Regions from separate parts of the Mus musculus genome. Here regions 2 and 3 are each linked to region 1. Evidence: chromatin loops called from intact Hi-C (ENCODE). Cell type or tissue: left cerebral cortex. All regions are shown on one strand.

Evidence for each region. Peaks named below come from ENCODE experiments on the same cell type or tissue, not always from the same donor. Only the 100,000 strongest peaks of a DNase experiment are listed, where the experiment ranks them.
Region 2: a loop joins it to region 1, with 2.2 times the contacts of the local background. A loop is called at or near these places in 5 of 42 quality-filtered maps.
Region 3: a loop joins it to region 1, with 13 times the contacts of the local background. A loop is called at or near these places in 8 of 42 quality-filtered maps.

Annotation. Positions count from the first base shown.
Region 1 is chr12:105,429,085-105,434,084 of GRCm38, reverse strand. No RefSeq gene overlaps it. Among named protein-coding and RNA genes, the nearest start is that of D430019H16Rik, 22 kb to the left of the region's middle. In left cerebral cortex, a CTCF peak has its summit at 2,028; a DNase peak (open chromatin) is centred at 2,017.
Region 2 is chr12:105,606,989-105,611,988 of GRCm38, reverse strand. No RefSeq gene overlaps it. Among named protein-coding and RNA genes, the nearest start is that of Bdkrb1, 5.4 kb to the right of the region's middle. In left cerebral cortex, a CTCF peak has its summit at 76 (motif pointing right); DNase peaks (open chromatin) are centred at 47 and 2,432.
Region 3 is chr12:104,956,453-104,961,452 of GRCm38, reverse strand. Syne3 (spectrin repeat containing, nuclear envelope family member 3) reads left to right here. Exons shown (of 19, transcript NM_001042699.2): 7 at 1-127; 8 at 1,923-2,056; 9 at 3,325-3,499. Among named protein-coding and RNA genes, the nearest start is that of Syne3, 40 kb to the left of the region's middle. In left cerebral cortex, no CTCF peak of the experiment used is centred here; DNase peaks (open chromatin) are centred at 1,284 and 3,001.

The DNA.
Region 1 (5,000 bases):
TGACACTGTCATCTATAGCTGTAAGTCTGTATGGTTAAGGGACAATGATCTTCTGCACCTTCTGTGTGACCTTTGTTTTGCTTTGTTTGCAGCCTTGCCCCAGCTAGCATGGGCTTTCAGTGTGTCTGGATGGTGACTCCCCCATCTAACATTTCCACGCATGTTTTAGCAAGTCACATAAAGGGAAGGGTCTGGGTGGGGTCTCTTGGTGGCTACCATGCCTCTCTTCCAGTTTCCTGTCAAAGGCACCCACCGGAGAGTGCTTGAGCAGGTTCACACCCCCGTGGCTCTACCCTCCAGATATTCCCATTTGCAAATTGTTATACATCTCAGCTGAGGGAGCCTGGTGCTACACATTCACTTCTCAGAGGTATCTGAGGCAGCCCATGACCTGAGCTCTTTCTGATGGACTCAGAACATGTACAAAGTTTTGCTGTTATTGTAAAAGGAGACGTGACAGGTTGGCGAGATGGCTCAGCTTATAAGGACACTGACTGCTCTTCCGAAGGTCCTGAGTTCAAATCCCAGCAACCACATGGTGGCTCACAACCACCTGTAATGAGACCTGATGCCCTCTTCTGGTGTATCTGAAGACAGCTACAGTGTACTTATGTATAACAATAAATAAATCTTTGGGCCAGAGTGAGCAGGGACTGTGAGCAGGGGCCAACCAGAGCAAGTGAGGCCAGCTGGAGCAAGTGGGATTGACTAGAGTGAGCAGAGGTCCTAAAATTCAATTCCTAACAACCTCATGAAGGCTCACAACCATCTGTACAGATACAGTGTACTCCTATACATTAAATAAGTAAATAAGTAAATAAATAAATAAATAATAAATAAATGGAGAAGCAATGCTCTGTCAAAAATTTTCCCTCCTAATGGGGCTTGGAAATCCATCAAAAATCTAAATTTGCATCATGACGAATGTAGGGGAGGGAATTCCTAATCTAGGTTCAATGGTGAATCCAGGGTCTGCTTTGTTTCATCTACTCCTACACACAGAAATAAATTCTTCCAGCACATTCTACATTCCAGACAGTGTCAAATGTCATATGTTACTTAACAGTGTGTGTTAAGTCAACAGAGAGATCGGAGCAATGGAGCAATCACCCAATGGGAACTCAGCCTTCAAACTAGTGTCTGAGTGCTTGCTAATGCGTGAGCAAGCCAGGGAAGGGACACAGCCAACAGAGATGATCATTTGCATAAAAGGGAGATTAATAGGGCACAGGGTGACTCTGGGTCATTCATTTGTATCATTTCAAAAGTGGAAAAAGGAAGAAATGTAAGAGAAATAAGAACATACAAATGCCCTTGGCATCTTTGGTGACTCCCACCCCTACTGCCATCTGCGCCTGAGACCTGACCTTGGAAGCATCAGACACTGGATTCAAGAAGAAGATGCGAATCTCTTCTGGGATCAGCTGCAGCAGAGGACAGACAGGCTCTCCCCCTGCCACTGCACCACCCCCTCCCCACCCAGCCCCATCTCACCGGTCTCATCTCTGCAATGAAACATCTGACAGAAACAGCCTAAGGAAGGGGAGTTTGTTTTGGTTCATAGCCCGAAAGGAAACAGTATGGTGGAGAAGAGTTGGCAGAAGGAGCAGCTTGTGCCTGGAGCATCAGGAGAGTAGCTGGCCATTTAGAGCTGGCAGTCAGGAAGCAGAGCACGCAGGCTGGAGCTACTCCAAGCCCCAGCCCATGAGGTCTACCCTCTCTACCCACAGTCACACCTTACCCGACCTAGGTCTCACCTCCTAAAATTTCTATAACTTCCCCAAACAACACCACCATCTGAGGACCAAGTGTTCAAACACATGACTGTGAACTGTGAGTGTGTGTGTGTAGTGTGTGTATGTGTGTGTGTATCTGTATTGGGTTATGTCATATCCAAACTATACAAACTGTATACATTTAGCACACAGTAGGCACTTAACAAACGTGAAGGTCCTTATTTCCTTGTGTCCACCAGACGCAGGATATTAAGTCCCTGTAAGAGTGAGCCTCTCCTGCCACTGTGTGGCATGTTCAGTTATTGCCAGGCCTTCTCATACACAGAAAGCCAAATGATTATCATTCGTTTTACCCTTAAGTTGTAGATCACCTTTTACTGCTGACCCCAAACCCAACTCTACAGTTTCTTATTCAGGTTTCTTAGGTATTTAGTCTGGTGCTTGGATCCATCTCTGTTTCTCTCAGAAGCTGGGGAGCCCCTTTGTAGGCAGGAACCTATTTTGTGAAGACATTTTGTAGACTACAAAGTGCCTTCCTTGTTCACAGACTCCTCTTACACTATCTATTTATGATACATCACATAATGTGAATAAAGGTCATTATCCCCTGGGGCCTGGTGGATGGTGAGAGAGAACCAGGTCTATAAACCATAGGGAGGGCCTGGGGAGAGAACCCAGTTGGTAAAATCCTTGCCACATAAACGTGAGGACCTGAGTTCAGATCCCCAGTTCCCACGTAAAATCTGGACGTGGTGGCAAGTATTCGAAACGCCAGCCTTGAGGCTTAGGGGTGACCAGAGACTGAAAAACCCCTGATGCTCACTGGCTGGTCCATCTATCCTAATGGCTGAATGTTAGAATCAGTGAGAGAGCCTGTCTCAGTCAGGGTTTTACTGCTGTGAACAGATGCCAGACCAAGGCTGCACTTATGAGAACAGCATTTAATTGGGGCTGGCTTACAGGTTCAGAGGTTCAGTCCATTATCATTAAGGAGGGAACATGGCAGCATCCAGGTAGGCATGGTGCAGGAGGAGCTGAGAGTTCTACATCTTCATCTGGAGGCTGCTAGGAGAAGACTGGCTTGCAGGCAGCTAGGATGAGAGTCTTAAAGTCCACGCCCACAGTGACACACCTACTCCAACAAACCCATGTCTCCAAATAATGCCACTCCCTTGGCCAAGCATATTCAAGCCACCATATTCTCTGTCTCAAAAAGTAAGGAAGGCCCCCAATGTTGACCTCTGACCCACTCATGCACGTACACACACACACACACACACACACACACACACACACCTACAGGAAGACTGTAGTTGGTATAGGAGAAGGAAGGGATATGCTATGAGGACCAAGTCAGAAGTCTGTTAAGGAAGGGGTTTGGGTCTCAGCTATAGCTCACCACAGAGAGGAGGGCAGGACAGAGGCACTCCCACAAGCTGACACAGTCGGGGAGGCAGGTGTCATGATCTAGACTGTTCCAGGCTCCTGTACACTGCGTAAGGGCATGGTGCATGGTGTTGGAGAAGAGTCCAGAATCACAGGCTAAGTAAGAATGTGAAGGCTCTTGAGTGTGTGGAGGAAGATGGGCACAGGCCACCCAGCTAGAAAATGTCTTAATAGTCCTGTAGGTTGGAATCAGACAGACACAAGAGCCGGAAGCTTCATTGCTCTTGTCTAGACTATCAATTTTCTGTACATACAAAGAGGAGACATTCAAGGTTCCGGACTTGCCATACTTAGCAATAGCTCTCCAAACACTTCCATGACACTGGCATATGAAGTATATGCCACCGTCAAGAAAAGTCCCACACACCAGCAATGGGATGCCTAGTTCTCCGGCATCCATCGTAAGGTGTGGCTTCGTTCATAGGCCTGGATATGCAAAAGGTTCCCAGTGAAATGAAGCTTGTCGGAATGAAGGGTGAGAATGAGTTCGGATGGGAAACTGTCATGTTACTAAAGACACATTTAAAAGTTTATAATTAAGAATGTGGGAGAAGAACAAACCTTCAGGTCATAATATACTTGAAAGTTACCGGCTCAGATAGCGTCTGCCTTTGTCCAGTGTCTATGACTGATAACACAGCACCACAGTCTGGTACACTAAAATAGGAAAGGTCTCTCTTCTGGCTTACAGGTTTAAGCCAGAGTCAAAGAGCCACAGCCAGTGGTAGCTTCTTTGTTGCTGGCAGGGTCCCAAGGTGGCTCTGGGCAGCATGTGCAAGAGACCAGGAGTGTACTTGTATCTGAATGTCTCCCATAGTCTCTCTGTCTTCTTAGATCATCACTCATTCATCATTGAACTCTGTCCTGATCCCTCCCCTAATCAAATATCCACCCCCTATGCTGCTGTTGTGTAGCAATTTTCTCTGACTGGAAGCATTCCATCCTGGTGAAGACCCAGGAAAGGGAGCTCATTAAGACTCTGGAAGTAAACAACTCAAAAGTCTCAAAAAAGTCCCTAAAACTTAACAGATGCACACAGCTCTTCTTTCGTCAGCAGTAAGGATGGCTGGGGTGGGAGTGGGGGCACTCTTGGACCTGTCAGGCTGCCTGCAAGTCATGTGGAGATCTCTGGGTTCCAGCTTTCATGAGTTCTAGCTGATACTGGGGTGAGCCTTGATGATGCAATAGCCTTCAATGGTCTATGCTTCTGTAAGTAACCCCAATAAATTCATTGGTTTGCCAAGTTGGACTTTGGTGGCATATGTGTACTTTGGTCTGTTATTGTTTCTCACTGAGGTGAGCATATGTTTGTTCCTGTCACCCAAGGAATAGCACCTTGTCTGAACACTACAGTCAGATCAGTGTCTCCTCCTCTGAGTAGCTCACAGAGGGAGTTTAATTCCAGTATATATTTATATTTGGGAGACTCACCAAACATTCAAATCATAGTAGGATATTATTCAAACTCATGCTTTTAAAATATTTTATCAGCATATATTTGATTATACATAAAATTATTTCAATAACTAGGCTGTGCTTAAGTACGTCTAAAATAACTTGGTGTGAGACTCCTGAAGTTTGAGCTGATAGCAGCTACTGAGTCTGCACTGAACTGCACTCCTGCCTTCCACAGTTCATCTCTCTGCTGCCCACAAGGGTCGCAGAAATCCCCTCAGGGAATATTTTACATTCAAATCGTAAGGTCTCCCAAACTGTCATATCCAATGGCTGGGGCGTATGGTGGCAGAGAGATCCAAACCCTTGACCTTAACTCTGAACAGCTGAAGAGCCAATCTCAGCCTCTTTCAATCCCATTGC
Region 2 (5,000 bases), 180 kb before region 1:
TGCCTGGGAAACGATCCCTTGTGGTCCTTAGAAGGCTCCCCTTGAAAAAGTGTGCAGAGCAAGCTGCCTTCCTTGCCAGCAGAGGGCGCCCATGCTCTCAACTGGGAATTGATTCCTTTAGTGTGGCCCCTTCGACCGGGTAAGATAGGACCCTTTGCACCTAGAGAAGGCTTCAGAAAAAATCCTGTTCAGAATCATGCTTGTGTCTAAGTTGAGGTTTGTTTCAATTCAGAATTTTAAACATGTTGCTCCAGCAAACGGACTGGCTCCGTGGGTAAAGGCACTTGCTGCCAAAGCCTGACAGCCCAAATTCAGGCATACCTACTCCCATCTTCAGATGGGCAGTAGATGAGGAAGGAGAAAAGCTGGTCAGTGATAGGTGGGGCTGCACTCCCTGGCAGGAGACAGGTCTGAGAGAAGGACATAGCTGGCTGATCACTCCTCATCCTGTCACAACTGACCCAGCCTCCCCTGCTGCAGTCATTGGATTTGCACTTCCATTCAGTGCTCAGATCTGGTCTCACCTCTAAGGCTAACCACACTGCCCTGGAGGCTGCTCTTGGGGAACTGCACTACATTACCTGGGTTGGAGAGAAGAGTATACACCTATGAAATACTCGTCAGATCAGAGACATTTGTGTTGAATTCTGTAGGGTAGGCTATTCCTGGTGGTGCTGTGCAGTTTGACTTTATAACACCCTGAGTTAAGAGTGCTGTGTAACTCTCAACCGGAACTCACTGAGACTTCAGCCCCACCTGCTCAGGACACAGGAACTGAGTCCCAAGTTCAAGGCCAATCTGAATAGCTTAGGGTGTCTCAAAATGTAAACAGTAGAAGACAACCCAGTGTTTGGAATTTAAGTTCCCTGTAATACAGAATGCTCACATATCCATTTCCTGTGGCTATAGCCAAGCAGTCAAAATGGACATTTACAAAGAAAAGTATATAAAATTTTAAATATACTTATTTCTTTTTCAAAGTTTGTGTGATGTGCGTATGTGTGTGTGTGTACACTCCTGTGTGCACAGGTGTGAGGACCACTTGCAAGAGTCATTTTTCTCCTTCCACTATATGGGGTTCTGGGATTAAACTCAGGGCATCAGTTTTTGTGGCAAATGCCTTTATCAACACTGAGCAACCTCACTGCTCCAAGACACTTAATTTTGTATAGTCCTGGAGGTTGGGATATCTAAGAGCTAGGCTCTGGTAAGAGCATGCCTCTAACTCATAGAGATCAGTCTGCCCCTGACTCCCACTTGGATTAAAGGCATGTACCACCATTGCCTGGCCAGATCTTTATGAACCATTTTAACACAAGGTTTCCACGTTGGCTGTAACAGAAGGACATGGAGGTCTGTGACCTTGAACCTTCCATGGTGTGGGGCTCATTTCCTGCTGCCGAATGAGCCCACTCTTTTTTGTTTGTTTGGTTTTGTGTGTGTATGTGTTTTGTTTTTGTTTTGTTTTTTGTTTGTTTGTTTTTTGAAACAGGGTTTCTCTGTGTAGCCCTGGCTGTCCTGGAACTCACTCTGTAGACCAGGCTGGCCTCGAACTCAGAAATCCGCCTGCCTCTGCCTCCCGAGTGCTGGGATTAAAGGCATGTGCCACCACTGCCCAGCTGAATGAGCCCACTCTTGCTCTGAATTGAATGAGCAGCAAGAATGGCAGTCACAGCTGGCTGAGAAGCAAGGCTCAACCACCTACCATCACTGGCCAGAAAAACACTCCAAACTTTGGTGCTCTGATCTGAATATGAGACACCTGCATGAGCTCATGTACTGGGACACTCCTGATCTGTGGCTTTATCCCTTGGAGCTAGTCAGAGGAGAAGGAATCTCCCAGAAAGATGTCATGCAGCTCTGACAGCTTGTCGGACCAGGTTGCCATCGAGACTGGAGCTGAGACCGTGATGGGTCAGTGATAGGAAGGACCACACCCTAACCAGAGCGACTTAGATACTCGTACCCCTGGCCTGTGGAGAGTCACTGGCCTCCTCATCCCCTCACTATGGCCGTACTGGATGATCTCCTGTTTCTACTTAATCTATTGTAAGTGGCTTATTGAAGGTGAAATGCCTTTCTTGTTAGGGTGGCCAGACCCAGTCTATGAAGCAATCAGCAGCTCTATTGGTAGGAAGAACCTAAGGTACTCAGAGATCAGCTAAATTGTAACCAAAGCATCAACATAGCCTTAGTCTGGTCCCTAGGCCTCCAAGAGCTGCAGTGGGGGTGGGGTGGAGGGAGGCTTGCGGAGTGCTTTCCCACCAAACATAATTAATTCATCTACAGAGAACAAGAACCTGTCTTGGCCAAGCTAGGATTTGGAGGGGCTTAGCCCTGATGAGAGCCTGTCTCCTTATCTGTTCAGAGCACCAAAAGTAAGACAGGTCCAGAAGCTGGCAGGACCCTGGGGGACCTCTGGACTTAGCCCCTCTAAAAGAGAAAGTAGGAGTTCCTAGGAGATATGGGGGACCTCTGGCTAATTCACTGTCCACACCAGTGTTGGCACCCCAGGTGTGACTGAGCTCAGTCCTAAGTGAAATGTGCCAGCAGAGCCAGTCACCAGACCTATGGGAACTGAAAAATAACTTCTTTCTTCTCTAGCACTTGCTCTGAACCAAGGCCACACTCTCCCCTGCAGCTGAACAGAGGAACACAGCAGCCTTCCTGTGTGGCGCTGCCAGCTGCCATCCTGCTGTCCAGCTGAACTCCAGGCCTTTCGTGTGCCTCGCCCCATAAGTCAGGTGTCTGCCTTAGAGTTTCTTGTGTCTCTGAAACCTGCAGACCTGTGGGCAGGGTTTTCAAGGTCCACATGCCAGCTCCCTCTTAAAGATGGGACTCCAGGAAGTGTTGTGTCAACCATCCATTCCATCTATGCAGGTTGGGAAGGAAGAGTTCAGGACCAGAGGACTAGCTCAGACAAGTGCTTGTCTGGCAAGCTCCAGGACCTGAGTTCAAGTCCAGCCCCCATGTAAAATTCCAGGCATGGTGGCCTGAGCTTGTGATGCGAGCACTGGGTAGGCAGAGAGAGGAGGGTCCCTGGGCATCCGGGCCAACCAGCCCACCCTAATTGTTGAGGTCTAGGTTAATAAGAGGCCCTTTCTCAAAAGATATGTGATTGTCCTTATTTATTTGTTTGTTTGTTTGTTTAATGTATGTGAGTACACTGTCACTGTCTTCAGACATGCCAGAAGAGGGCATCAGATGCCCATTACACATGGTTGTGAGTCAACATGTGGTTGCTGGGAATTGAACTCAGGACCTCTAGGAAGAACAGTCAGTGCTATTAACCTCTGAGCCATCTCTCCAGCTTGAGTCTGTCCTGTTGAATTCACATGTACCTGCATACTTGTACACACGCACACAGAGCCATGAGAAATACATTTGTGTTCTGATCTCAGCACTGGAGGAGACACTGGTGCTGTGTCAATGGCCTACCATCTCCTGCTTTTGCTTCAGATCCTTGGTCCTAAGTTCTTGTCTAGGGGCCCAGAACTCACACCAGCACAGAAGTCAGACTAGCAGGCACATTCAGCCCCTGTGCCTGAGGCATGTGGCATCTTCCTGGATCTCTTTCTCCCTTGGACATTGACATAAAGTGGCAGACCCCACCAGGGAATCAAGAAGATGCAAGATAACTCACAGTCCCACATGGCTCACAGGATGCTGTGGTCCTCATAGGACCCATCAGGCACTGAACTATATCGGGTGCAGCCAGGCATGTGTGACACCCGTGGGAAGACACTATACTCAGTATACTGCCACAAGGTACCTGTGTCCCAGGGAGCCCCAGAGGATCATCCCGACAGCACTGGGAATGCCCCCCTCTTGTTCACTCTTGCAGAGTTCTCAGTGCCAATAGCAGTGGCCAGAGGCTAGACCACCTGCTGACTGGACAAGCACATTGTCTGCTGTTCACACAAGCTGGAGATCTCCACTCTTACGTGGGATTTCACATCAGCAACGATTTCAAAAGCATTGTTTAAATCCATGGGGTCCAAAGTGGACACACAAGCAGGTTGGATCCTACGGATATGTTCAGAACACACTATACTCTCCAGGAAAACATTAAGCTAGGGAAATGGCCATAGAGTAAGTACCAAGGTTCTGGGGGCCCAGCCTGGCAAACCCATGGCCAAGTTCCAGGAGTACTGGGATACTTTTCAGTGACTGAGTAAGTCTATGTGTCTTAATTAGGGTTTTACTGCTGTGAACAGACACCACAACCAAGGCAACTCTTATAAGGACATCATTTAACTGGGTGCTGGCTTACAGGTTCAAAGGTTCAGTCCATTATCACCAAGGTGGAAACATGGCAGCATCCAGGCAGGCAAGGTATAGGAGGAGCTGAGAGCTCTACATCTTCATCTGAAGGCTGCTAGCAGAATACTGGTTTCCAGACAGCTAGGATGAGGGCCTTAAACCCTGAACACCATGGTGACACACCTACTCCAACAGGACCACACCTTTTAATAGTGCCACTCCCTAGGCCAAGCATATACAACCCATATCACCGTGTTTGGGCTGCTCTGTGACCACTAACCCCTTCTGTGCAGATGTGACAGATGCTCATCACTTATCTCCCATGCATCTAGAATGTCTAGTCATTGTGCCTTCCCCATCCCTGGACAGCGACCTTGTTCCTCTCTTCCTCAGGCCTTTAGAGTCTTCCCTGATGGTGGGTCTAGCCATCCATCCATCCATCCATCCATCCATCCATCCATCCATCCACCACCACCTGTGCAATTCCTTGAGTCTCTATTTCTTATCTCACTCACTATCCTTCATCCCCCAACCCTACCCCTGCCCCAGTGCCTGCCTTGTCCTTGTCACCCCTGGAACAGCTGTCCTGCCAGGATGTTTGAGGACACCACCCTTGCTCTCTGTTGCACTCTGGTTCAGGCGTTCCCACAGCATCGTCCCTGCTCTGTTTCTCTTCTGATGTCACTCCTGCTAATGCCGGGATCTGCAGTGTCCCCTAGAGGCCCACAGGGCAAAGG
Region 3 (5,000 bases), 470 kb after region 1:
CCAACAGCTGGAGGCAGAACTGGGAGACTTCAAGAAAAGCCTTCAGAGGCTGGCCCAGGAGGGCTTGGAGCCCACGGTGAAGACAGCCACAGAGGATGAGCTGGTGGCCCAGTGGAGGCTGTTCTCGGTAAGTCCAGGGGTGTGCTGGGCCTCGGGTTGCTGGAGTTACTCTGTGGTGTAGAATCATAATCGCAGAGAGGCCTTACACCTCTCTGATATGCTTGATTCTTTGGCACCTGAGTTCCCTGAAAGGGCCAAAGAGAAAGTTTGTGTTTCTTCCCATTTTCCAGAAGAAGAAACTGAGGCCTGAAATATTTTTCTCCCTCTTGCAATCCCTAAAGGCACATAGTAAGTTGGTGACTAATTAAGACCCAAGGAACAAAAGACATCCAGGCATGGATTGAAACCCTTTCCTCCCTCAGCAGTGGGATAAAACTGGATGTTCTGGCCAGGGAGTAGTGAGGTTAGAGGTGGTAGAGAGATAGTAAGAAGAAAACACAGAGCAGGATCTGAGGGGGTGGCGCAAGGACCCCCATTTAGAGAAAGCAGTGTGGGCTCCTACCAACTCAGGAAGTCTTAGTCACCTTCATGTTACTGTAACAAAACGGTTGCAGCAACCAACTTATGAAGAGGAAAGGTTTGTGTACCACATGTTCTGGAAGTGCCATTTGAGATCCAGGGGCTGCATTTCTTTGGGCCTCAGGCAGGGACAACATGTCCTGGTGACAGTCTCTGGCACATCATACATATATTTACCACATAAGCCAGAAAGCAGGGCCAGTCAGGAAGACAAGACAAGCAGGCCCTATGAACTCTTTCAGTGGCACACTTCCAACAACCTAAGGACCTCCTCCTGGGTCCCTCCCCTGGACCCCTCCCCCTTTGCACCTCCCCCTGGGCTCCTCCCCTTCTCTCCCTGGTCCTCCTCCAAAAAGCTCACAGCAGGAGGCCTGACTTGAAGACAGTTTTTAGATAAAGATTCCCAACCCTCCCCAACCTCTTTCTTTACTGTTAATATCAGGACTCTGTCAGTGGTAGAACTTGTCCGGCTTGCATGAGGCTCCCGTTTCCTTCCCTAGCATCGCCTGGTTCCCCCACCCCCACCCCACCCCCTCACCCCGCGGGATCTCCCTTCTGCCCCACCATGGTGCTAAGGTTTTCTCTCCATCCCCATCCTTTATGCACTTGAGAGCTTTATCATCCAGCCTCCTGGCAGGCCAGGCCACACTGCATCTCTTTGCAGAATGAACCACGCATCCTCAAGGGATTGCTTTAGTCTGAGTCAGAGCGAGGTGCGGTGGTTGAGAGCGGAGATCGTGGGACCAGACCATATGGCTTCAGACAGGTTCCTCTCCTTCACTCTGGACAGCCTGGGGAGAATGGTTTACCGTCAGGCGTATGTGAATTGGGAATATTGACAGGAAGGCCAGAGAGAGTGCTTACCACCTAAAAATGTAGGTGCTTAAAAAGTACTGGCTTTTAGAGTGAGTCCAGCTTGCTAACCGATGGACCAAGTTCCTTAATCCTTTCTGTTGGAGCTTTGTTCTTCTTAGTCTTTTACATCAGTGCTGGGGGTTGAACCCAGGTCGATCTCCCAGAGCCAGAGGGAAAGGCTGTAGCCAGTGGGAGCAGCTACAGTAAAATGAAGCTAACATTTGTCACTGTCACTTTGAAGAAGATGACACCAAATCCATCCAGGCAGCTACAGGGAAAGTTAAGCTCTAGGTCGAGGAACAGGGGCTGAGCCTAAGGGTACGATGCCCTGCCCCAGTCTATGCGTTTGATGACAGGTAAGACCCCCTAGCCCATGCTTTTGGTGACAAGGTCCTCCAGCCTGGCCAGTCACTGTCCTCTACTCAGCCCTGCACACTAAGCCCATCCCCCCTAAGGAACCCTACTAGCACCTGGATGTCATCTTGCAGGGGACTCGGGCTGCACTGGCTTCAGAGGAACCCCGTGTAGACCGGTTACAAACTCAACTGAAGAAACTTGTCACCTTCCCGGACCTGCAGTCACTCTCTGACAGCGTGGTAGCCACCATTCAGGAATACCAAAGGTACCCAGGGAGACTGAAGTCAGGCAGGACTGAGGGTGGGCGGGACCCAGGGTGCTGGATGCTTGGCACCCTGTGTGTGGAGGGTGGGCTTGCTGTCTGGGGATGGCAAGTGTCTACTCTAGCCTCTTGTCACTGTTAGATTCGGCTCCCAGAAAGAGGTCTGAGCTTAGCTTTTTCCTGGCTTGGAGGCTCGTCCACCCACCTCTGCTGGGTCTTTGCATGGCCGAGCATTTGGAGAGCTTCACCATGCAGTGTCATAAGGGAGGGCTACCATGTACGTGAGTGCCACTCCTCTGCCTCCGCCTGGCCATGCTGAGACTTAAGTCAGAGTGTGTCTTCAGCACAGCTTCTGTTTATCTCTGCCCATGGGCACAGTTGGGCTCAGCAACACAGAGTAATGGCCCCCATTCCGCAGAAGTGAGCACTACACATTTGAGGTGCTCAACTGTTTTTGCTACGGAGGCATCCTGAAAACAGCCCAGCTATCCTAATAGCATCTCTTTAGTACATCTTATACCCCTGCCTGATGATGGGGGATTTCTTCAGGGTGGATGTAGGCACTCCACCCTACTGTCTCACCCCCTTTAGTGTCTTCACTGGGGTTGGGTGGGGGTGGGGTGGAGTGTGTGTGTGTGTGTGTGTGTGTGTGTGTGTCACAGGCTAGCTCATTCTGCAGCATTCTCTTCCAGGACGTCCTCAGACGCAATGTAGCTCTGGGTCCCAGACTAACGTTCTCATGATTTATTTTAAATGACCTTTTGAAACGTGGATTAAGCTCTTGTTTGAGTCTAAGTGGGAAGGGCAGTCTTCCAGCGTCCTGTTACTAGAAGAAGTTTCGGGGGGGTAATGAATATTTCTGGGAGCATCGTGAAGAACACGCTGGATTAGGAATGCTTCTAGGAGCATTCTATTACTCATTCTCTAGAGGAGGAAAAGAGGGCTGGACAGCATCCAGCCATGCAAGGCGTAGTTGCTCTGCCTCTAGACTGCTACCCTTTCAGACGCTGCATACTCACTTCCCTGAGGACCCCCGAGCCTGAGGGAGCCCAGGGTTTGTCCTCGGGTAGACCCCAGGCGTGTGGGCTTCTCATTCGTCCTGCCTCAGTGCATACAAGTTCCCACTTAATTCCTAAGCCTGTGTCCATACACACTTGTGGTAGCCCATGTGTTAGGAGGCCTGCCCTGGCAGCCTGGGCCTCTGTAGGCCTTAGCCCTGGACTAACCCCACTCTCTCCTCTCTGGATCTGTGCCCTGTGCTGCCCGGGCAGTATGAAGGGGAAGAATACCAGGCTCCACAATGCGACCCGGGCAGAGCTGTGGCAGCGTTTCCAGCGGCCCCTAAATGACCTGCAGCTGTGGAAGGCCCTGGCCCAGAGGCTCCTGGACATCACGGCCAGCCTGCCTGACCTGGCCTCCATTCACACCTTTCTACCCCAGATTGAGGTAACCAGGCTCCGTGGGGCTGGGGAGGCCACTGGTTCAGTGTGTGGAATCTCAGCAGCTCTCTCAGGGACAAACCCATTCCCGGGTCTTTGAGATACCCGGGCCAGCCAAGTATCAAGTGCACAGGAAGGACTAACACTTGTTCTCAGGGGCAAAAGTCACGCTTAGTCCTCAGGTAGAGGCAAAGCCTGTTGTGACTTCTATGGATTTCCTACATGGAATCTTGTCTCCCCTGAAGTCCCCACTATAGGTAGAGTAACAACAGTTCTGCACGGGAACAGTGTAGCAAGCCATTGTCTTCACTGCTCTGCCGTGACAGCCTGGCCAGTGGGACCTTTAAATACAGAGTTGATCAGGCCAGTGTTATGGCTCAACAATGTCATCTGGAGCCCAGACTCTCCTAGTTCCAAGCCACAAGTCTCTTTCTGGCCCCCAACTTAGCTGACAAAGTATTTGTTACAACAATACTTTGTAGCAAGAGGTACTTGTTCTTGGTGGGAACTGCGCAGGTGCCAAGGGCTCTCTCCATCAACCTCTTTGCTGCCAGTTAGAAGGTAAAGCCTTTCTGGGAACCTTTTATCTCATTGGTCAGGTAGGTCATGTGACCATCCTTTAGAACCAGCTGCCTGGCTGAAGATGGTGAAGTTGTCATGGTTGCTGTACCAGTAACACTAATAATGCTAAGCCTTTAGCTGGGCACATTACTTCCAAAACAAATGTTGGCTGTTTGGGAAAAGGGGACTAGGAGGAAGAGCATTTGGCAGCATCTGTCACAAAGTCCCTCAACACTGGGGTTTTTCTTTTTCTTTTTTTTTTTTTTAAAAGATTTATTTATTTATTTATTTATTTATTTTATGTATACAAGTATACTGTAGCTGTACAGATGGTTGTGAGTCACCATGTGGTTGCTGGGATTTGAACTCAGGACCTTCAGAGGAGCAGTCAGTGCTCTTAACCCGCTGAGCCATCTCACCAGCCCACTGGGGCTTTTCATGGCTGATAAACCCTGCATGTCACCACTGAGCTCTTGGTCCATGAGATGCCCTTGTGTCTAAGGATGCTCAGATGCACAGAGCAGAGAGGGAGGCACAAATTGTGCTGGGTGTCAACCTGATTTGATAGTTCTTGTTCTGATTAGAAAAATAAACCTATATTACCCAGAGACGGTAAAGATTCCCAGAGAATTAAAGAAAAACCACCTACCATCCCACAAGGCACATGGCCTCCATCAACACACTGGACCAGTTTACCTCTCACCCTTGCTGGTCTACTGAGTGTTGCTGGAAGAATCTTTAACCAGGTTTGGCCCTGTTCCCCTGGAGCCCGCTGCTCAGCCTGCAGCCTGGAGCTTACCCATGTGTGAGCTCATGGTTGGTGCTGGGAATCCTCCTTGTTTACACTTCTGCATTATTCGCTGGACACAGGGCTCATGGGTGTGGCCGGTCTTGTTAGCCATCCCCTGCCACCTCTGCCTCCATAAACCGAGATTACAGTTGGCCCA